Regions from separate parts of the Mus musculus genome. Here region 2 is linked to region 1. The links are chromatin loops, found by intact Hi-C in ENCODE. Cell type or tissue: left cerebral cortex. All regions are shown on one strand. Each heading gives the region's core, and the rest is flanking DNA. Links, peaks and the distances in the headings are about the cores only.

Region 1 (11,682 bases), core at 2,732-7,731:
ATAGAGCTTTTAGTGTTTGAAGTTCCTCCAAAACACACTCAAAATCCAAGATCCCACCGCCAGTGAATGGTCAGGCTAGAACCTGAGCCCACTGTTAGCCAAATTAAAACAGATCCCCACCCCCATCCACTGGGACATTGGTAATTTTAATCTAGGGGGAGATAAAGTAAAAATAAATAAATAATCCATGTGGGTTTTTTCCCCCTAGCCTGTGATGGGTTTTCTAATGAGACTTTTAAATAGGCAAATAAAAGTATATTCTGATGTTAAGAAATCTATGGTGCACTGAATTACTGTACAAAGTCTGATGGGGTATGCACGAGACATAGGCTTTGTTTAGAGAAAAACAAACAAGGGCCGTGAGAAGTCCTTTAAACAGACCTGCAGGGGTTGGGGGACACTTCTCACTGTGAGAACCTCAACAACCATCAGCAAACAAAGATATGACTCTTCTACAGTCGGCTGCTCTCGGGCTACTTTTCGCCTTAGAAAAACATTTCAATCCCTTTTATTTGAAGAGCCTTTTCCACCACCAAATGTTGATCGTACCAGTCCTTGGGCAGGGTCCCCAAAGACTGAAGGCAATTGGTTCTTCACTGACATGTGCTCTGAGGTGGCACGGAGACCCAGGAAGCCTCCCTCTGGAGGACAGCCATCACCAATGTCCAATGGCAGCAGCATCTTTGATGCCAGGCTCTCTCAGCCGCTGAGTCCTCAGAGAAGCCTGTCTTGTATTATGAGCTGCCGTCCTAGTGGGCTTAGTGTACGGTCTGGGGGAAAGCAGGAGACAATGCACATGTCCAGGGGCAGAGCCAGAGGTGGAGCTGCTGTGTAACTGCTCTGCTGGACATAGAGAGATGGTAGAAGACCACAGGGAGTTCTGACACTGCACCTCTGATATGGCGCTCTACCTTGGGGTCATTACACACAAACTGCAGGTGTCAAGACAGAAGTGAATCAATGCCACGTGATCTGTTTAGTTGCTAAGGTAAAAGAGTTGACATTTGAAAGCCCACTATGTAACTCAAAGTCCATCAAAGGACGATCTCTTCTTGTCAGAGAAGTCAGGAATGCAAGGAATACTGGGAAATGGGAGGGAGTGACAATGGGAGGGAAGGGGTGTCAGCTTGGTGTATATGACATTTTTGGCACTGGCCAAACATTCCTAGCTGCAGTCTCTCCACATGATGGGAATTTCGTTCTAAAACGCTTAAAGTAGAAGTTGTAAAGATTGTGAACAATATTAGTACAAGGTGGCCCCAGTACCAGACAGCAACAGGTTTAGAAGTCTACACAACAAAGTATTAGCCTAGGTCTGTGGTTCTCAACCTGTGGGTCGTGACCCAAGACCATCAAAAAACACAGATACTTCTATCAAGATCCATGACAGTTAGAAAATAACAAAAATCATTTTATAGCTGGGGGAGAGGGTCACCACACTATGAAGAACTGTTTAAATGGGTCACAGAACTTGAGACCCACTCCCTAGGCCATCTTCCAAGGATGTCTGGGAAGAGGGATGGAGGAACCTGTAACATTTCGATTATATACCCCTACCTCTACATTGCTCACTGTGTAACAACGGGAATATATCTCTTTAAAATCCATTTCGTTATTTAAAGGAACAGCGGAGGAAATCCAATAACCCTATGCTTAAACCCTCTGAATCAACCACAGAAACAGGTCATCTGTAATCTGGGGAAACCAAATTCTGCATCGCATGTGGGACCTTCAGGAATTCTGCACCCTCAGCTCCCTTCCTTCCTAATTTATAACTACTCCATATTAAAGTGTGTGCGTTCTGCAGCCTTATCTCCCACATTCCGCCTCCAAAGTCGGTCCATGGGTGGGAACCCTCTCCTCACTTTCAGGGATGGGATAAAAACCCACGAGTATGTTTTTGCAGGTGTGTCTGTCTGTCTCTAGCCATCCCCCCACAGGGCTGGTATTTTGGTTCCTCCCTAGTTCCCACGGCATCTGTCAAGGTAACTGAGAGCTGCGCCTGCCCTTCTCCTCCCACAGGAATGATCTGGTCCGAATGCAAGGAGATCTGGGAGGAGGGGCCGCGGGAGTACGTGCTACACTTGTGGAACCTTCTGGATTTTGGCATGCTGTCCATCTTCGTGGCCTCCTTCACTGCGAGGTTCATGGCTTTCCTCAAGGCCAGCGAGGCCCAGCTGTACGTGGACCAGTACGTGCAGGATGTAACGCTGCACAACGTCTCACTTCCACCGGAAGTGGCCTACTTCACCTACGGTGAGTTCCAGGGGTCACTCAGCCTGGTCCCAGGACCTGGGATTTGGAACCTGGCACGGCAGACCCCACAGGTGTCCCCGGCACGCTGACAGAATGTGGAATTAACCTTAGACGTGGGCCTTTAGTGTTTGGAAGGATGGGATTGTTTCAGGAGGTTCTGGGGACATTTCTGTAGGTTTTTGGTTTTGTTTCTAAAGAACCCCGCCCCACCCCATCCCCGACATGGGGAATCTGTCTACTGAATTTTTACTTCCACGCGGAATCCTCTATTCTGCACAAACGTAAGTTCTGCTTTAGTTCAACATTCTCTCTCGGGGTGAGAGACAGGTTCTTAAAAGAGACATCAATACATCGAACATACCGGTTTGAAACGGGTTTCATGGAAGCTGGAAACACAACTTAAGGCTGCTGCCTACCAAGAAGTCTGAGGTGTACCAAGTCCTCGACTTAGGGGACAGTGGGATTCTTGACTGCCCTGAAAAAAATAATTTCAGAATGAGCCATTATGAATGAGCGTTGAAGTTCATGAAGAAGAGATTTTCGTAAGCAACCCTAATTAAGCTCCTTGGGTCAGCCTCCCTGCAAAATCCATGAAAGTAGGAAAGGGACTGGTTTGGAAGGAGAGCAAGAGAGGGTAACATGGCGATCATGGTCAAAGCCCATAGCATGTGCATATGACATCAGGATGAGCCCATTGTTATATACAACTAATATGCTAATGATTAAATGTTTAAAAGAGAGATTATGGTATAGGCATATGGTATGGTTTGGGGTATAGGCACTAAGGGAAAGATAATTAGGAAAAAAAATATCAGACACCCAAGTGTGGGTATGAGGTTCTCAAAAGAGTTGTTGTTCTTTACATTAGCTATGTGTGTGTGTGTGTGTACATGTGACACACGATGTTGGTGGCTTCCAAAGTTGTATTTGTTATGCTAATGAGCGTGATGGCGGTCAGGCTGGCTCCCTGGACCTGTGGGATGGAATACAGCAGCTGAAGTAAAGCTATAGGTCCCGATGAGTTGCATAATGCAATTAAAATGTGTTTCCCGCTATAACTTTAGGGTCTTGGTTGCGAGCTTCCTGGGAATGTTCGGGTTTATACTCTGTAAAGCAGTAAGGCGGCACCCAAAGGCCCCGGGCATCGTTGCCGGTGTAGCATCGGTTGTTTAGAAAGAATGCAGGCAGCCTCTGTGGCTGGTTTTTAAAATACCAATTTGAGAATTTTAACAACGCCTTTTGATCGTATTCTCCCCAAGCCTCCCCCTCTAACTCCTCTCAGACCCATGCCTACCTCCCCAAACCTCACCCCAAGTTCGTGTCCTTTGCTTTTCTTAACAAATTAAGCTATATGCTCCAGTTTGTGTTGCCCATATATTATCCACTGGAACATGGTCATCCTACCGGAGCCACATCCTTAAAGAAAATAGACCCTCCCCCCTCACAGAAGCCATCCACTGTCCATAGCTCCTGAGGTAGGGGTGAGGGCTCATTCATTTTATTGATTTTCGCCATTCTGACAGGTGTGAAATGGAATCTCAGAGAGGTTCTGATTTGCATTTCCCTGATGCAAATGTTGGCTGTTTGTTTAGGTGTCCCCAGCCATTTGTGTTTCTTATTTTGAGAACTCCCCACATAGTCAGGTACCCCATTTTTAACTGGGATGTTTGTTTTTTTAATGTCCGGTTGCTTAGAGTTCTTTATATATTGTAGATATTAACCCTCCATCAGATCCATAGTTGGTAAAGATATTTTCCCACTCTGCAGTTTCCTGCTTTGACCAAATGATGGTGTCCTTTCCCATATGGAAGCTTTCAGCTCTGTGAGGTCCCTTTGATTTGTGGTTGATCTTAGTGCCTGCACTGACAGTGTTCTAGAAGTCCAGGAGGTCTTTTGATATACCAATGAGTCAAGTCATGTGTGTTCCCCACAGTCCCTTCTACCAGATTCCGGGCGTATGGCCGTCTGTTGGCATTCCTCCTGTGCTAATTGTTCTGGGGTTCTTGACTCAGAGTTTAACTAGACCCCACAGGGAAGGGGTCTTTTACCTTCCTTTGTCTTTTTTCTGTCTTCCTTTGTCTGTCTCTCTAGCCTACCCCAGTAGGGCTCTTATGATGTTACCAGAAGCACAATATTATTTTATATAAGAGAAAATCCTGGCCCTCAATTAATTGAAAAATCATAGCCTATATTTTTCTTTTATTTTTGTGTATGGCTGTTTACATACATGTACGTCTGTGCACCCACATGCATACCTGGTCCTAGCAGAGGTTCAGAGCCATCATGTGAAGGCTGGGAATTGAACCTGGGGCCTCTGGAAGAGCAGCGCTCTTAACCACCAAGCCATCTCTGCAGCCCCCAGTTAGCTAATTTTGTTCCAAACCTTTAAAATTAGAGAGATCTGGAGTCAAGTCTAGCTCCATACTTTACTTTCTATTTTTGTTTAGTTAACTTTTGTGTGTCCACTTCTCATGTGTAAGATGAGGATTAAAATCTCTTAAGTCATTTTTTTGTTTTGTTTTTTAAAAAAAAACTCTTAAGTCAAAAGGTTTGTTTTGGGTTAAATAAAAATGATGCAGATTGAAGATGTGTGCATTATCCATGATCATAGTAAAAGTTCACTAGGTGGTAACAGTTATTATCAATACTACCTCTTTTTTTAAAAACCTCATTCACTGTACTCCCGTGTTGTAAAAGAGAATGATAACAGGGTGAGGAGGGAAGGCTTGGAGATTTTGGGGGGGGGAGCAGGGGAGGGGAGGAGGGAGGAGGTTTGGGAATTAGGGGTGGGGTGGAGGTGGTAGTGGAGGTGGTGGTGGAGGAGGTGGGGTAAGGATGGGGTGGAGGGGGGTGGTAGAGGTAGTGGAGGAGTTGGGGGTAGGGGGATGGAGGTCGAAGTGGAAGGGGTGGAGGTAGTGGGGGATTAGGGGTAGGGGGCGGAGGTGATTGCTGCTTAGTAAGTATTAATTACTGTCACATATTTTAAAGGGGTTGAATGTCAAATGTCCCTCCTGGTAGATAAAAACAAATGGCCCTTCTAACCACAGAATGGCGGGGTACGGCCATGACCTTTAGCGAACTGTCCACGTAACGCAAATGTGGTAAAAGATGAGCAAGCTCCTGTCACAACCACTGCTTCCTGCCCCTTGCTCCCAACATTTGCTGGCTAACAAATGCAGGGTTTTCTTGAATCATGTATGTTTTCCGGTCTATGCTGCTTTGGCGTCTCGTGGAAAGATGGGCGCACTCTCCTTAATGTCACGATGCAGGCTGCAGCATTGTTCTATGTTGACTTCTATTCCCCTGTGAGTTGTATTCGGTCCCAGCTCAGCCCACAGCACAATACTGTCCTTGCCTTTTCCGGTTCACCTTGGGCGCTTGGAAATGTTCCGGAGCTCTTGCTGCGCGCATGAGCTCCAGCTATGGGGGCCGAGCGCCCTCTTGTGGCGAGCCTTGCCGGCGAGCCGTGCAACCAGTTCAGTATCAAAAACGTAGGCTGGAAGAGAGGTGGGTTCAGGTTGTGTGAAAAGACTTCTTTTCTGATGGAAACAGCTCCAAGATGAACATCCCTTTGTGTGAATCACGCAGTGCCGTTTGTTTTATGCCCACCCAGCTGTGACAAGCTGGTTCAGGCAGAGTCATCTGCACCGGAAGTCCAACCTCGGCCTCCAGGAACATAGTTCCAGAAACTACAGCTACCTCGGAGCAGCTTTTTCTGTTACAGCTGAGATGGAAGGTGGAGAATTGTAGGTGACATTAAGACAGGAACTCATTTTAGTGCCTGTTTAATAGAAACATTTCATGATTTCATGTGAAATGTATGTGTTATTTATCCATAGAGAGCAGCAGGTATTTTAGAAAATACATACTTTGTCTTTCATGGGTTTCTGAATTCTGACTTTGGTAAGAACTTAAAATCTGTGTTATTGCATTCCAAATGTAATTTGGAATGCGCTACATTAAACTGTCGGCACAGCTTCCCTTACTAAAGGTTTCTCTCTATTATAATTAATTTAACAGAGAGCCTAGCTTTGAAAATAAAGAATAAAGTTCCTTCCCCCCTCCATCTCCCGTGGGGTGCCAAGAATCGCCTTGTAATAGGCTCTCTATTTGCACTTACTGGCTCAGAAAAGGGCCCCATACCCCCAAATCCAATCTTTAAAATGGCAACAGTAATGCCTGCTCTACGGGGCTGTTGTGAAAATCACAGCTAATTTAGTGTGCGGGCTAATTTAAGTTTCTCAATGTTTTTCATTTAAGCTTCGTTCAGCAGTTCTCAACGGGGATGCTGCTGGCTTTGTCAGCAGGGCAGTTTGTACCGCGTGGTGCAGTCTGGGGCGATAGAGGATGTTCAGCATCTGGGGAGTACTCTTGCCCAGACACTGAGAAGCAGGCACCAGCACTGTCCAGGAGGGAGGTAACGGCCCTCGCCTGAGACGTACTGTTTGTCCTGACACCTAGGAGCCAGGCTGAGTGCTGTTCCTTAGACAGTAGGCCTGTGGTAAGGCCCAGTAGAGGCTCACTCAGCTATAGCGATTCTTGTAAGGCAGCTCGGGCCACAGGACTCACCAGTAAACACCAACATTGTCCCTCCAATAGTGCTGTGGCAAGGCTGTGTGGCTGGTCACCCCCTTTGAGACCCTCACTCAGTCAGTGAGAAAGGCTGCCAGCATATACTTTTGGGGTGAAGGGAGGGACAGAGCAAGATTATGTTCACAGGCAGACCCTTCAGATTCCTGGTCCCCGGAAACTGATTTGTTCTGGCTTGTGGCTATCTGAACATGTGGTTCGAAGTCTGTTCAGCCACTTCACAGGCATTTATCCGTGCCTGCTCTGCACAGACCCTGCCCCAAGCTCTTGGCATGTGTGGCTTAACAGTCAAAGTCATTCAAGGCTAGTGAGATTGTCTGCCGTGATCACACACAGGGACAGTGTGGCTCAGAAAACCCAGTTGACTGAGTCCAGCCCATGCTGGTCTCTACTGCCTCCTCATGCTTCCCCAGTGTGGGGCTCAGCTCCTGTGCATGGAGGAGGGGAATGTGATGGTTAGCCCTGCAGCCTTTGTCAGAATGGATATACACGGGACACCACAGGAGCTCACGGGAGACCAGGAACCCCACCCAGACTGCTGGAGTTAAGGGCAGCTTCTGGAAAGAGATCACTCCTAAACTGAATCATGAAGGATGGCTGGGAATGAGTCAGATCTGAAGTTAAGTTCTGAGCAGGAGAGACAGTTCATTCCAAAAGAATGGCATCTCGTGTGCTAGGATTACCCAAAGGCAGAGAGGACAACCGAGAATGCTACCTGTGCCTAACGGGCAGAGAGATTGCTCAGCAGTACAGAACGCTTGCTGCTCTGCAAAAGGACCAAGTTCCAGCACCCCTTCAGATGGCTCACAACCACTTGTAACTCCTGCTTGAAGGGCTCTGAAGCCCCTCTACCCTTCTTGGGTCACTGCACCCATGCAGACATAAAATAATAAAATCAAGTCTTTAAAGATGCCTACCAGAGCAGGTTCCCCCCCACACACACACACACACAAGTAACACACACACACACACACACACACACACACACACAAGTAACACAGATTCTTTCCTTTCAGCCAGGGATAAGTGGTGGCCTTCAGACCCCCAGATCATCTCGGAAGGGCTGTACGCCATTGCGGTTGTCCTCAGCTTCTCCCGGATCGCCTACATCCTGCCAGCCAATGAGAGCTTCGGACCTTTGCAGATCTCCCTGGGAAGAACTGTGAAAGACATCTTCAAGTTCATGGTCATTTTTATCATGGTATTTGTGGCCTTTATGATCGGAATGTTCAACCTGTACTCCTACTACCGAGGTGCAAAGTACAACCCAGCGTTTACCACGTGAGTACCCGCTGCACGCTGCTCCCTCCCAGATGCCATCTCTGGGCATCTGGGGAGTCCCTGTGGACCTCCTTCAGGCAGTTCATTGCAGAACTCAGGCCTCCTTGAGGTTGGTGTGAGTTTTGCTCTCATTGTTTTAAGGTTTAGGTTCTGACATTAGAAGAACAAAGGACTTAAATCCCCCACTTTGCCACTATGTAGCTAAGGCTAGCCTGCAAAGGATGATGCAGATGAGGTTAGCCTTGAACTCAGAGATCTACCTGCCTCTGCCTCCTGAGTACTGACATTAAAAAAACATAAGCCACCCATACCCAGCCCTTTCTGCAGTTTTGAAATGGGGATGGATCCGTTGCTTTTCTGTTACTGTGATAAGCTACCAGGAACAAGAACAAATTAAGGCAGAAACAGTGGGTTTATTTGGGTTTACAGTTTCAAGTTGGAGGGGCGGCCATAATGGCAGGAGAAACGTGGTTTCAGGCAGATGGATCAGTAAACTAAGACATCACATCTTCAACCACGAACAGGAAGTGGAAAAAGAGAAAACTAGAAGGAGGGTGGGGCTGTGGACTCTCAAAGCCCACCCCCAGTGATATACTTCCTTCAGCAGGTAGCTTCCTTCCTACAGCACTGCCTCACACAATGCCACCAACTGTGACCAGCTAAGCCTTTGAAGGGACATTTTTCATTCAAACCATCACAAGGAGTAACAATGACATCATGACAATAGTGCGAGATGGGGTGACCCAGAAAGTACACAATAAAAGGTGGGCGGCCATTATGATTATTACAGCAATACATTCCACCTAGATTACATAGGAACAGAACCTGACAAACCCCATAGGCCAACATGCATGCCGTTAGGTCCAGAGAGCTATAATCCAGGGAAGAAAGATGAGAGGAGGGGTGGGGGCGGAGAGTAAGCAGGCTGAGAGGGAAAAGAGGGACAGGGAAGGTGAACAGAGGCTGCTGCCTACCTGACGTGCACTCTGCGCACAACAGACTTCTCCAAGGAGACAAGATGGAAATGCCCCACCTCAGGATAGCCTGAGACAAAGAGAACTGATCGGTCAGACCTCTCCCATCTGCTGTCTCTCTGCGGTCAGTTACTATCTCTCCTGTAGTCTAAGGAAGCCCTGGGCTGAGTGCTATCTACACCTGGCTGAGCACAAAGCAGGCTCTGCAGCTTCATGGGTCTCTGCAACCAGAGTCAGAGGCCCAGGCAAGGGAAGCAAATTACTGCTAAGGGGGCTCCAGCTAGCCAGAGGCAGCATAGCACAGTGATGCTATACCCTACTTCACAGCCCAAGAAGAAAGAGACAGGTCTCATACAACCTGTGTGCAAAAGATCCAACGCTCCCCCCCCCGCCCCCCCCCCCCCGTGAGGTACAACAAGGTCTCCTAGAGATCACCTGAACTGAATCTAGTAAACAGATATGGCAAAGTTTACACCCTGGCAGGCATTACTAGCTGATAGCCACTAGCCACATCATTGGATATATCCGAGCTTGTGTGTCCACTTTGGTGTCAACACAAAAACCACAGCTCTCATCTTAAAGGGAATAAGAGGTAGATTTCCGGAGCCATTTTCAGTGACCATGGCGCAGGAACACAGATTTAGGTTACCCCAAACTCAGTGTTCCAACACAGAAGCAGTTTCATGACGTTGTATCGTTTTGCAGAATGATCAAAACAAGTCTAAGGTGTATCGGTGTGGGTACATCAAAGAGGCAGGTTTGGTGAGATGGGGTGAGCTTTTCTATGGGCGAGGATGCTGTCTAGCCTCTGGGTTGGCAGAGGCTAGTAGGCTGCTAAGTCAATAGATATTAAAAGGGTTTTTCTATTGTCTTAAGAGATGTTAGTCCTTATGTAAGGATGGGCAAAGAATGGCTGTTCCTGGGGGCTAGAACAAGTCCAAGGTAAGGTAGCCAGCCTTTGGACCAGCAACATTCCAGTCTGTCCACAGAACTGAAATTCTAAGTGCGATCAGTCTCTGCTGACAAAGCTTCGGCCCAGGACTTCTCGTTCATGTCTGCAAAGAGGGAAGGGGGCTGCCCACCTTATAAGCTCACAAGTCCCTCATCCTCCACCACAGCTGAGTGTTTCGTGCAAAGTATCCTGGTGCAAGGTCTCCGGTCTCAGACATTCTCCAGACCCATCAGGTCGAGAACTTCTCTATTAAGCTTTGGTCAGACTCTAGGAAAATGAGTATCCACCCACCCAGGGCAGCAGCTGGGATCAAGAGGGCTAAGAACCCCCCACACACACACACACACACACACACACATGTCCACAGGTGACATCTGTTTTCCAGACACTTCAGATGACTGGTGCTTTGGGTGATCCCCGCTGTCACAAGGCCTCAGCTGGCTCTGCTTCTGGGGAAATCGCTCATCAAGGGGAGAGATGCTATCTAAGAACAAAATGGCTTAACCTCCACGCCATTTACCTCAGAGCTGTGGTGGTGCTGCCTGCTCAGTGGTCAGCCCCCCATGCTGCTGACTTACAGGTGCGAAGTGTCTACAGAGAGCAGATGTGTCAGGTCCAACACTGAGGAACAACAGAAGCCTGAGGGTTGCAGGCTGGGTGGGGGCAGCAGCACCTCAGGGGTCAGACTAGATTTCCATCTGATCTTAGTTGGGACTCACTATGCAGCCTCGTGCATGGTCTTAAATCCCTGGCCCTTAATTGCCACACCTCTGATAGAATCGGAAGGAAGAAGGCCAGCCTCATGGGACTGTTGTTAGGCTCCACAAAGAAGCAGGGGCCATGCAGTACATAAAGCCTCCAGTATTGGCAGTGCCAGCAATGGCTATGGCGACTGAGCTGAGACTGTAGGACCCTCCCTGGGTGTGGCCTGGTTTATGACTGGCTACAGTACATCAAGTAGCCAATCAGACTCCTTTTTTTTTTCTTCAACACCTGTTGAAGGAATGGAATAAACCTGAATCACCCAAAAGCAAAATTGCTCTGAATGTGCCAGGGTTTGTGTATAGAGGGTTGGCAGGACAGAGGGACAGCAGGACAGGACCTAAAGGCATCCAATCAGCAGGAACTACTTTGTCAACAGCCATGGGGAAGATGTCAGCCAAGAAGGAAAGGCTCCTGTGTTTTCCAGCCTAACACATCTGCTCCTGGGGGCCAGGCACCAGAGACATCAGGTACCAAACCACCCCAGGCCTTCTCTAGTGTAGGGACAAGGAGCCTGGGGCACAGCAGACACAGTGAAGAAAGGACCTCTTTTTTCTCCTCCTCCTCCTCCTCCTCCTCCTCTTCCTCCTCCTCCTCTTCCTCCTCCTCCTCCTCCTTCTCCTCTCCCCCTCCTCCCCCTCTCCTCCTCCTCCTTCTCGACCCTTCCTCCTTTTCCTCCTCCTCCTCCTCTTCCTTAGCAGGTCCTGAAACGCACTACATAGCTGTGAGCGGGACTGACTGAATTATCAATGGAGGACTGGAACAGAAAGAGGAGGGAATAGGTTGTGGCAAATGTCATCCCTTCCCTTTAGACTGCACGGTGAGATGAGCATGTCACCCCACGAGATCAGCCATGGTCTTGAAAAT
Region 2 (11,682 bases), core at 2,720-7,719, 87 kb before region 1:
AATAAATATTTCATATTATTTGGAAGAAGAAAAAGAACAATCAAGAGAGAAAAGAGAAAAAAAATCCAGAGGATGAAGGGAGATATCAACCTGAGGAAGGTACATTACATAAGTTTATGAAAAATTCATAGCAAAGCCTATCAATTTATATGCTGATTTCTAGAAAGTATTTCATATTAGTTTCTGTTTTCTTGAAAAAATACCTTAATAATTCAAGGGTTGACTTTTTTTTTTTTACCTTATACAATTGTAGTACAAACTTTGAAATCTCAATATGTATGCCAAATTAGATAAGCCACATTTTTCATAAAAGATAAATATAAATACAATTAATTTAGCACCATCCTATGATCATTAAGACACAGCTATTTCCAGCTACTCTCTAATTACTTGTGAATAAAGGCACAATATTTCATGACCTGAGAAGACCCTAGACAACAGAATTTTTGCCACATGGTGCTCACTCTAAAAAGTTTGCTGGGTATGTTATAATACAGGAGGAGGAGCCTCATCAGTCTAGTGTCCAATCAAATAGCACTGACTGTTTAAGAATATTCAAAAAGATGTTCATGATTGTGGCTACAATTTCTAAAACAGATCAAGAAATGTTACCTCCAAGAATGACTGTGAGTCATCTGTGAGGTTCTTGGGGGCAAGAGGGCAATTCTCTAGGAAAGGGCGGCAGGGGATGGTTCTTTTCTGTTATTAACAAGCTGATTAGGCTATATGGAACACAGACAGTTGAGGATGCTCACTGCTCAGTGATGTGTTAGCAGAAGCTCAGCTCTATGCCTGGCCCTGTTCTAAGCTTTGAGGGTGACCTACTCTGCTCCAGTGTCACCACCATGATGGTTCCCAGGACCTATTTGGGCTGCTGGATCAGAGCATTTATTCTCTGAAACCAACTCAAGGATCAACAGTAACGGACACCCTATAAAAACTGCCTCCATGTGCAAATGTAACGCATGAGATTAAAATGTTGGCTTCTAATGGATTTTGCACACTTCTAGCTTTATATGCAAATCAGATTGCACTGATTCATCAACATGCTAGTAGCGTTTTCTTTGGAGATGTGTGGAGAAAGACCCTTGGATATTAACGTACTTATTAACTATGTGACCTTGAAAATAATAAATAGTTAACTTTTCTGAATCTCAGCTCCTTCATATGCAAATGGTGGGCAACAGTGGGGTTCATGGTGCCCTTTATCAATTGTTATGGTGACAATTACCTGAAATATGCAAAGCTCCCAAGAGGGTTGGCATTTCCTGCAGTAGTACATACATTTAAATATTTTCTCTCCCTCTTTTGTTGAAAACAAGTAAGGGAATTCCTCTAGTTAGAACCTTCCAAGAAGACTGATGACAAAATTAATTTTATTCCATAAGCCTCCACACAAGCTCTCCAATATTAAAACTGTGCTTTGTGGAATAAAATACTTTCCCCCAAAGAAATTTTTCTTAAAATTAACATTTTTCTCTTTAAAATATTTATGGTTCTAAAGGATATAGGATTTTAATTTTTCATTAGACTCAAACAAATAGGCTTGCTCACTTGAATAAAATGCTAATTTTTCCGAACTCTTTAGTATTACTAGAGCATAGAAGAATATATAGGAAGCTAGCAGAAATGTCTTCCACAACCACAAAGTTAGACACTTCACTGTAACTGAAAATAGCCTGTGATTACGTCCTCCTCATCATAATTAGTGAATCAATATAGAACAAGACTTTCTTAATTATAATACACTTTCTCAAGATACTGAGTTATGACTCTAGCTGCTATTGATAGAGATGGTTATTTTTTAATAAATAGCCAACGGTATATTTTTGTAAAATTCTGAGTTAAACTGTCCTTGTTTCTTGTTTCTATACATAATAATCTCATTGAAAAACACATTAGATAAAGTTTATATATGTATGTGTGTGTATATATATATATATCCATCTATGAAAGGAAGCAATGGAGGAAGGGCAGAGGGAAGAGAGAGGAATGGACTGATTATTTTACAGAAATCATAGAAATATTAATTAACTTAAGAAAGGCCATCTGTCCAGTTGACCGGTAACACTTGATAGATTCAGTCTTCAGAGGCCTTCTTGTCTAAGCCCCTTACTATTTACAGAGGCTATACATACATGAAGAGGCGCTTGTTTAAAGGGTGACTACTTACCACCCAGAAAATGTCACACCCCCTTGAAAGCACAAGTTGTAGTAAGCAGAACAGTGAAGTAATTAAATCTTTGCTATCTACACTTAGGATAAGCGAGCCATCAGCTCTCACACTGGGGCATGTCTCGGGGGCGTGTCTTGGGTCCTGCATAAGGTCTTTCTGTCAGCTCAGCTTGCAGGTTCCCCATAGAGTCTAGAGCTCATGACCTCTCATCAAACATCTTGTGTTTGTATCCTTGGATCTCTGAGTGCAACCTTCAGTCTCACCACCTAGAAGATGGACATGACAATGGCTACTTGCTTATTGAGTTGTGGTGACACTGGAGCAGAGTAGGTCACACTCATAGCTTAGAACAGGGCTAGGCATAGAGCAGAGCTTCTGCTATCACATCATTGAGCAGTGAGCATCCTCAACTGTCTGTGTTCCACATAGCCTAATCAGCTTGTTAATAACAGAAAAGAACCATCCCCTGCCGCCCTTTCCTAGAGAATTGCCCTCTTGCCCCCAAGAACCTCACAGATGACTCACAGTCATTCTTGGAGGTAACATTTCTTGATCTGTTTTAGAAATTGTAGCCACAATCATGAAAATCTTTTTGAATCTTCTTAAACAGTCAGTGCTATTTGATTGGACACTAGACTGATGAGGCTCCTCCTCCTGTATTATAACATACCCAGCAAACTTTTTAGAGTGAGCACCATGTAGCAAAAATTCTGTTGTCTAGGGTCTTCTCAGGTCATGAAATATTGTGCCTTTATTCACAAGTAATTAGAGAGTAGCTAGAAATAGCTGTGTCTTAATAATCATAGGATGATGCTAAATTAATTGTATTTATATTTATCTTTTATGAAAAATTGTGGCTTATCTAATTTGGCACATATATTGAGATTTCAAAGTTTGTACTACAATTGTATAAGGTAAAAAATATAAGTCCTTGAATTATTGTTTTTCTTATAAAGTCAGTGTTTCAGTTAAGGATATTTCTCTCCCATGTCATCAAGATACCTTGGTGTTTAAGACTGATACACTGTGCCATAACATACTGATTGGGGAAAATGGTGGCTGTTGGAGACATGAATTGGTACACAGGGAATTTCCTTTCAATATGTGAAAAGTTACATATAAAGTTAATCATTATAAAGTCTCTTCTACCAAAGTCAGATGAGCCTAGGCAATACTAACAGATCATAAAACGAAGGCCACGTTAGAAAACGCACCACTCTCAAAAGAGAAAGTGGGTGTGGCTTTAGGATCACAAAAGGAGCTTATTACTGTCACTCTATCTTCTGGTTAGTCCCTCCCCCCACAGTCTGTCCCTCCCCCCAAACACCTATAAACCAACAAGTAGGAAATCAGCCCATTCCCCACTTTTCACTTGTTTAAACTCATTAAGACTCTTCATGTTGCTTTAAATAACTAAAGGGTGTGTGTTTGCATGAGTGTGTGTGTGTGTGTGTGTGTGTATGTGAGTGTGTGTTTCTCTCTCTCTCATTCTCTCTCTGTGGGGGGTGTTATGCACTATTCTAGGGGGAGGGGCATGAAGAAATCCTGAGGGGTTCTGATAGAAAAGCAGAGTTGTTCTCTCCCTTTCAAAGCTACGTCTGGAAGAGGGGTGGGGACTAGACCAGCCCATCATCACGCTGCATGCCAGTCTCACACACGGATGCTTCTCCTTCACATTCTCTGGGAAATTTCCCCCAGATTAGGAAAAGGACAGGAAGGCAAGTCGGCCACAAAAGGCGAGTTTTCACCATTCCCCACAAAGGAAAGCAGAGCGCACCTCCACACAATCGCAACTCCGCTCTCTGGAGCAGATCTCGACTTCAGCACCACGGAGAGCGGCACCTCCGCCTCGGCCACCCATGGGGAGCCAGATCCCGGAGACTCCGTTCAGGATTCGGGTCATCTAGAGGAGGGACAAGCCTGCGTATTCTACTCTCGATGTAAGTGGCTTTGGTGGTTGGTTTATATTGATTTTCCCAGTAGAGACTGCTTTATCCCCGAAATATGGAATTGAACTTTTATTTATTAGCCCTTTTGCAGGCACTGCTTAGATTTGGGGATCCAAGTCTGGAGCTGAAATCTTTTCTACTGAGTTGGTACGATATTTTCCCCCTTTTGTTGAATGTCTAAGTTTACAAGCCATGTAGAAATAGGAAACTCAACCTGGTATCCTGTAAATTTCATGCTGGAGTAGTACAGTTTTATTCCTAGAAGAGAGCATGTGTGTTATCTCGGCTTCTGCACTGCTGAGAGCTTCTCTGGTTTGATTTTAATATAAATATGGAGTTGGGGAGAGAACCGTAGCTACATTATAAGAGATTACACCATTAAAGAACTACAGGTGGCGATAAAAGGCTATTTTTTTTCAGTTTTCTTTCTTTCTTTTTTTTTCTTTTTTTCTTTCTTTCTTTTCCCTGTTGAAAATAGGGTCCTGGGTGTATGTTTCCTCTAGCCATTCATTTCAAGATAACAAATATGCTTTTAATAAATGAGACGTAAACCTTGGCAGGGCTTTGGGCATAAGCTTTGTCACTAGAGATGACAGAGTCTCTCACTTAAGTTCATGCTGTAAATTCACTTATGTAAGGCTGGGTAGATACAACCAAAGACGCTGTGCCATTAACTGCCATTTAATGGATTCAGGGTAGCTTTGCAAAAGGCAATAATGATTGACCCCATCTGATCTCCCTCAGTAAAATTTTGCCTCAGAATGCCATCTGCTGGTGGGTCCTCTTCCTAAAGCATTGGGCACACATCAAATTTATGAATGAATGAATTCACATAAAATCCAGAATATCCATTATGGATAGCATACAAATCTACTCCCTGGGATCGACCGGACAGCAGTTCCCCAAGCTTCTGTTATCACAGTGGAATTTCGTATTGATTTCCCTAAACACTTGTCCTTCAGCTTAAAAGTACGTAGAGTAGCCAACTCCTTTAGGCAGTAATTAACCCAGAAAAAAACAGAACTGTGTGGTGCCTCACTGTGGCTAATTGTGGAATTCATGTGGCATTGTGGGTGAGAACTAGCAGGAGCTGTTGCTCGGGGTAAGCAATCATCCCTTCTGGGAAGCACTCAGCAGGCCATGGGACCCCTTTCAGTTCACTCCTGACTCTCCTCACAGAGGGAGAGGAACCGCGCAACACTGTGCACTCTTATTTTATCCCAAGACTAATCTTAACATAACTATTTGAGCTGGCTTTTTAAGCTCTTTCTGGAACTATATAAAATATGAGATACAGACACCCGGTTTCACATCTTCCTGTGGTCTAGATAAGCAAATGAAGATTTTAAAAAAAAATCAGAAACAAAGAGAGCAGGCAAAGTGCTAGTTAATTTAGATTGCTAAACCGTACCACAGTTTGTAAACACTAGGAATAACTTCTTCCCTAGATGATGTTGTGTGTGTGTGTGTGTGTGTGTGTGTGCGCGCGCGCGTGTGTGTTACTGATGTTACTGATAGACATATACGGCATGGAGGAATAATAGATGATAGTTTCCAATCCTAGATGAAATGGAACCACACCCACTTTTGCAGAACTGACTGAATAGTAGATCTTACTATTAGTAACATGGACAGCCTGGAGTGGTTTGCTTCATTCTCGTAGTAGGACCTTACACACACAGTGGAGTAGCTAACCAGGTATCTGTTTTCTTTCACTCAATATACAAACATATGCTCACTAACTTGGGTCAGAACCCAAATGCCTTAGATCCACAATTCAAACAATAACTTTACGGATGCTCGATGATGTGGGGGTATTTACCAGCTACCAAGGCGTCTATAGGCATAATTTCACCTCACCTTCAACATGCTGGGAAGATAAAACTCAGAAATAAGTGGGATACCTTTGGGAATTCACAAGAAACTCAGGAGTAGGATGGAAAAAAAATGGAAATGTTTCAGTTTTCTGTTCTAGTTCTTCAGGGACTTGACAGATTGGCCCTCTGAAAGCTGCTTCCTCTACCTAAGCCCTCTGTGGCTTACAGCAGAGTTAGTCCCTTGGAGCTGATTTTACTTCAGAACTGATACCTTAGTTTTGAAGTTGTCAGTCAGAAACAAGAAATAATAGCTACAGGACTGTCTGGGACCTTTGTAAGAAAGTAGATACTTGTAACCATCAATACCAGAGTTTTATCATTAAAAAAAAAAAAAAGAGACCAATCCAGATCAAGTATTTGAGAATTGACCTATTTCACTATGTACCACAACCTGAACATCAAGAGCTCTAGATGCCGGGTAGAGATGCAGTATAAACAAGCAATCCCCTTGCCCACAAGGATCCTGCACTCTAGTGGGAATGTCTGTGGACTAGGTAAACATAGAAACAGGCAAGAGTAAGATGGATGTCAGCAGCAGACCAGCCAGACGCAAGGCTTGAAATCCAGCAGAGCACACATCTACCAGAGGGTGCCCCGACCAGGCCTTGAGTATCTTGGGAAATGTGACTAATGTACCGGAGTCCCATTTCTTTGTCTGCTAAACGGGAATGGAATTAGCACCTACATGATGCTGTATTTTCTATAACTTAAAATGTCGATGCTCAGTCTGAAGGCTGACGCGTGGTTGATGTGTGATACGTATTAATTGATATAATTGAGTAGTCATTTGGGATGATAGTTAGGCTTATCATATGATAATTTACAACAGTAATTTATATAAAGCACTTAACATGGTAATTAGAACTCCGTAAATGTATGTGTTTCAACCATCTCTGTCATCACAGTCATTTGAAACAATACCCGAGTCTGTCAGCATAGAATATAATCTGAACCCACAGAAGCAAGGTGCATTGGGTTTTGGTCATCACTGTCTCTAAAGTGTCTAGGACACTTGGTAGAAATGCTACTTAATATTCAGTGACAAAGTCACTGAGGTGTTGGGGATGACTACAGATTGCTTGGCTTTCCTCACTTCCACTTCATAGGCTAAAACTCAGAGTCTGTTCTCGGGGAGATGAAGCTCAGAACCTGGTAAAACTGGGCTCGGTTTTCGCGGGTGCCTGATCTGAATTCTGGATCGTTTGGTTCTATGTCCAGCTGGGGAATGTTACAGACTGAATTGATTTCAGGCTTGGATGATCTCCACAGAGGCCTTTGAGGCGTGTTGCAATTTTAAAAGAAGGGAGGGAAAAAAAAGACAACACATCTCTCAAAAGAGATTCTTAAGTGCCCTTTTCTTCTTTGGTAACTAAGCAGAACCCTGACTCCAAACTCACCACATGTACAGCCGGACTTAGGGCCCAAGGTGGCTGCTTTCATGGCTTACTCACATCTGGGTAAGAGAAGCTCGATAAAAATAGCATCCCAAGGAATGGAGAGGGAGTTTTCCAGTCCCTCCTCCTCTCGGATGGTTTTGTCTGCACCAGACTGCTTCTCGGTGACACCAGTGTCAGCATAGGCATTCCGGAGAATGAAAGCCACCGGGCCTTAGATGAGAAGGACAGTGAGCTTGACCGCTCATCTCAGTGACATGGAGATAAAAGGCATCTGTGTTCAAAGTTCAGTGCAAAGGAACATAGCGAAGTAAAGACGACCGAATGCCAGTTGCACTTAGGGATGCTCCTTCTCCTCGCTGCCCTGCAGCTGGGATGGGGACCCGCAGGGAAACACACTGAGTTCCCAGGTGTGAGCCCGACCACCAGCTACTGTAGGCTGAGTGATTTTGCCATAGGCTGTCTTGTGGAGTCCATCCAACCCATGTGACATCCATGTCCCTAATATGATACTATTGGATCAAGATTAAATGGCAAAGACATGGAAGTAAAATATATCCATTGGTACGCATGCATTAAAAAGGCCATCATCAGAAGGATGCCGGGAGCAAGGTGGGGGGCGGGGGGCTGTCAGATCTGACAAGAATTCTACAGTGAGGCTTAAGGTCTACTTCAGCGTTTGAATCCTTTCCGGGTCTGCTGTGTAGACCTCCTGGGACATGTCCCCACTGAATGACACAGCCCCATTTTATAGACTTCCAGCCACACATGAACTGAAGCCTATACGATTTCATTTTAATTCCGAGTTTGGCTAGAAAAGGAGGAGAGCTGGTCATTTTTGAGCATCCAAATGAATCTCAGAGCTGAGAGTTTAAAGGCTCTGAAGACTGGCATGTTTGCTTCATCTTCCATCTGCCTTCAAGGTCACTCAGAAAAATGTACAGCCAGTGAGGACAGTTCCCCTCTGAGAAGTCACAGCCACGCAGTCCCACACGTGTGCGCATGCATGCTCCGCCCCCTACACAGTATAATTATTACAGAAACATCACATGACACCACTCCTCCCTGCCCTAAGATTTAGACATTTCAGTTTGTTCACTTAAAAGATTAGCATGCTAATATTCTGATTTTTCTTTTCTTTGGGTAACATGGAAAATTAACGAATGATGTGAGTGTTGTTTCATTTTGCAGGCTTCGATGTCTACCATATTCATGTGGAGTTTGAATTTAGATTGGGTATTTCTGTGTTCCCTGCAAAGTGTTCTCTGCTCGGACTTGGTTCAGTGGTTATTCTATTTCCTTTGAATTTACTCCCCAAGGCTTCTTGCTATGTAATAGCTTGGTACCCTTGACCTTGTAAGTCTGAACCACTGTCCCTCTTAGACAGCCTTGGGATGGAAAGGGGAGAGAATGGAGCCTGCCTCTCTGAGGACAGCTGCTGCTTCATACCTGGCACAGCTCGCAGGCTCTTGAGGGAAGCTGCTCTTCCTGGGTTTGAGCTGTGATGACTAAGTCCGGGGAGAGGCTCCCCAGAGGGATGGACGACTGTGTATCTCAGAACGGGCGAGTGATTCTATGAGGAACATCATTCTTCTGTGGTTTCAATTTCCACAATTTCGGTGTCTTTGTGTGCCCAGATGACAGGCCTGGAAAGCAGGTTCACTCAAGCTCCGGAATGAGGGGGAGGGGAAGACCAATGAGGGGGCTGGCTTCTACCCCCCTTCAGAAGTGCCTACTAATGAACCTGCACTGTTTGGGCCTCCCTCGACTGGGGAACCATTGCCATAGGATCCCCATCTAGGATCTGCCTTGTGTGGGAGGGAGCAGCCTCTTGGTGAAATGACAACCCTCTGGGGAGAAAGGGCTCAGAGGCCTGGGAACTTGAACTGGAAGCTCTCCCCTGCAATCTTCTATCAAGGCGCGCTTTAGAATAGGTGGCGGTTTATATCGGCAGGGCTTACTGTCAGGATTTATTACCTGGAGCTGGCTTGGAGGGGGTTCCCATGACACCTGCATTTAGTTTTTGCAGAAGAAGGAGCCACTCCACCTTGCCATACGGGGCTTTCCCAAGGGAAGTGTGACTCAGCTCCAGGCAGGATTTAGAGTACCCAGGTCTGACCTCCAATGATCTACAGCAGGGGCTGGACCCTGAGGAGCTGGGTCAGGTCAAAGGTTAAGTGAGCATGAAAGCACCAGTTCAGAATTCCAAAGTCTACACAGTCGCAAACTCCAGGGTCGACGTGAAAGCTCTAGTGTGAATTATTGGTGCAGCTTATTTCTTTAATCGGTTTGAGAGAAGTGCCAGGCACTTGGTAGGCCACAAACACAATCAGGAACAGCAAGACAGTTCTCTGGGACAATGGGAAAGACTTAAAATGAGCTTCTCGGTTCTTACCGGGAAGCAGGTGCTCTCTGGGTTAAGACTGTGCCATCCTGAATCATTCAGATAGCATGGGTGAGAGAAGACAGGAAAAGGGAATTCAGGTGGGAACAACTTGGGGAACAGGAAAATCTAAGATGTGCAAGTTGGGAGTAGCCTGGGGTACATCTGGTCTAGCCCCTCTCATTCACAGCTGTAATCTGGGACCAAGGAACTAGGTACCCACAAGGTTCCTAGGCTAGCTGGAAAGGTCTGATTTGAGCTCAGATTACATTATGGCTGCCTCTTTTGGTGACATCTTAAATTTTGGTCACAGGTCAGTGAGATGGCTAAGCCGTTCAGGCTCTTTCTTATCAATAAGCCGGAGAAGTTGAACCTTTGATTCGTGGGACCCACATGGTGGGAGGGGAAAAACCAAATGCTGCAGGTTACCCTTGGACCTCCACACGTGCTCTCTCACACACATGCAAATGCTGCGCATAAATAGATAAAAAGTAAAGAGAAAAATTAAGGACAAACAAAACAAAACAAAACAACCAACCACCCCAACAACAAATCCTTGGCAAACCCTTAGGTGACTTGGCAAAGCCAAGAAACCTCAAGACTGCCAGAGCCATGTGGCTTTCAAGGGCTGGTAACCAGTGCTCTTCTATCAGCACAGGTGAGGATAAACTTCCTTCTCTGTTGGTTTTACAGAGGACCTGCACAAGCTGGCGAACCCAGAGCTCTTAGCATAGCACCTGGGACACTGCAGGGTCTCGTAAATGCTAACTGTTGCTGTTAGTCGATCAGTAGTAACTTCTCTGTGCCACAAGGGGAAAAGTAACAAGTTAGAAGTATGCACAGCATGTGAGCTGGGCTATGTCTTCTACCGAGAAGACAGAATACAGGTTTTCTGGATCTAGTCATAGGGAGATGAAGATGACTCCCCTAGGAGTCTCTGTAAGAGGCAGTCCTGTTCCTGGCCACATCTTGATTTGAGTAGGTGCCGGATTTGCCTGAGGCCCAGGGGACATGACCCACATACAGAATGGCACCAACTGTAGGATCAGTACTGTGTGGCCATGCTTATAGCCTAGTACAGTGGGACCAGAGTGTCAGAACTCAGTAGAGGGGGAGACGTGGGAACCAAAGGTTCTACTGTATCCTCCATGGAGACTGGGCATAGGCATTGGACAGGAAGGGAGAGATAAACTAACATTGAGTAGCTCTAGCCTCTACCTGCCCCTTGAACCCACACTGTGGAACACACACACACACAACACACACACACACAAACAAAAAACTCTGTGCATCGTTATAGGGCTAAGAAAGCAAGAATGCAGAGAGGTTGGGGGACCTGCTCAGTCTGACACAGAAAGAAATAAAACGTCCCCACTTGCCCGTTTCCCCCGCAGCCCTACCCCATTCCCTCCACTGGTACAGGGCAACTCAAGCTGCTTTTCTGCTCTGCTCCACCCCTCTAACCTCAGGGACAGCAGACAGTAAGTCAGCATTCTCCCAATTGAAAACAAAAAACAAACAAACAAAAAACACAAAACAATAATAGCAAAACAAACAAACAAAAAAACAGTATTTCAGATGGTCTAGCTAGACTTGACAATGTCTGGCAGGATCCCAATCGTGATATTCTTATATGTCAGATTTTCTTTGTCCTTCTGAACAGTCCCCAGGTCCCTAGAAAAGTTACAAATCATCTTTGCCATTGTCCTTCAGGTTGGGGAGCAACACCTTCAAAAACATGCAGCGCCGGCACACCACCTTGAGGGAGAAGGGGCGCCGCCAGGCCATCCGGGGTCCTGCCTACATGTTCAACGAGAAGGGCACGAGCCTGACCCCTGAGGAGGAGCGCTTCCTGGACTCGGCTGAGTATGGCAACATACCAGTGGTCAGAAAAATGCTGGAG

What was found. Hi-C counts contacts between places; a loop is a spot of excess contacts. Peaks named below come from ENCODE experiments on the same cell type or tissue, not always from the same donor. Only the 100,000 strongest peaks of a DNase experiment are listed, where the experiment ranks them.
Region 2: a loop joins it to region 1, with 2.2 times the contacts of the local background. A loop is called at or near these places in 4 of 42 quality-filtered maps.

Annotation. Positions count from the first base shown.
Region 1 is chr13:56,800,958-56,812,639 of GRCm38, reverse strand. It overlaps Trpc7 (transient receptor potential cation channel, subfamily C, member 7), which reads left to right. Exons shown (of 12, transcript NM_012035.3): 6 at 2,023-2,256; 7 at 7,863-8,127. Among named protein-coding and RNA genes, the nearest start is that of Gm52066, 41 kb to the right of the region's middle. In left cerebral cortex, for the core only: a CTCF peak has its summit at 5,703 (motif pointing left); DNase peaks (open chromatin) are centred at 5,682 and 6,571; H3K4me3 peaks cover 661 bases; H3K27ac peaks cover 709 bases.
Region 2 is chr13:56,887,927-56,899,608 of GRCm38, reverse strand. Trpc7 (transient receptor potential cation channel, subfamily C, member 7) reads left to right here and starts at 3,820. Exons shown (of 12, transcript NM_012035.3): 1 at 3,820-4,116; 2 at 11,493-11,682. The coding sequence starts at 4,115. In left cerebral cortex, for the core only: a CTCF peak has its summit at 4,888 (motif pointing left); DNase peaks (open chromatin) are centred at 4,043 and 4,889; H3K4me3 peaks cover 555 bases.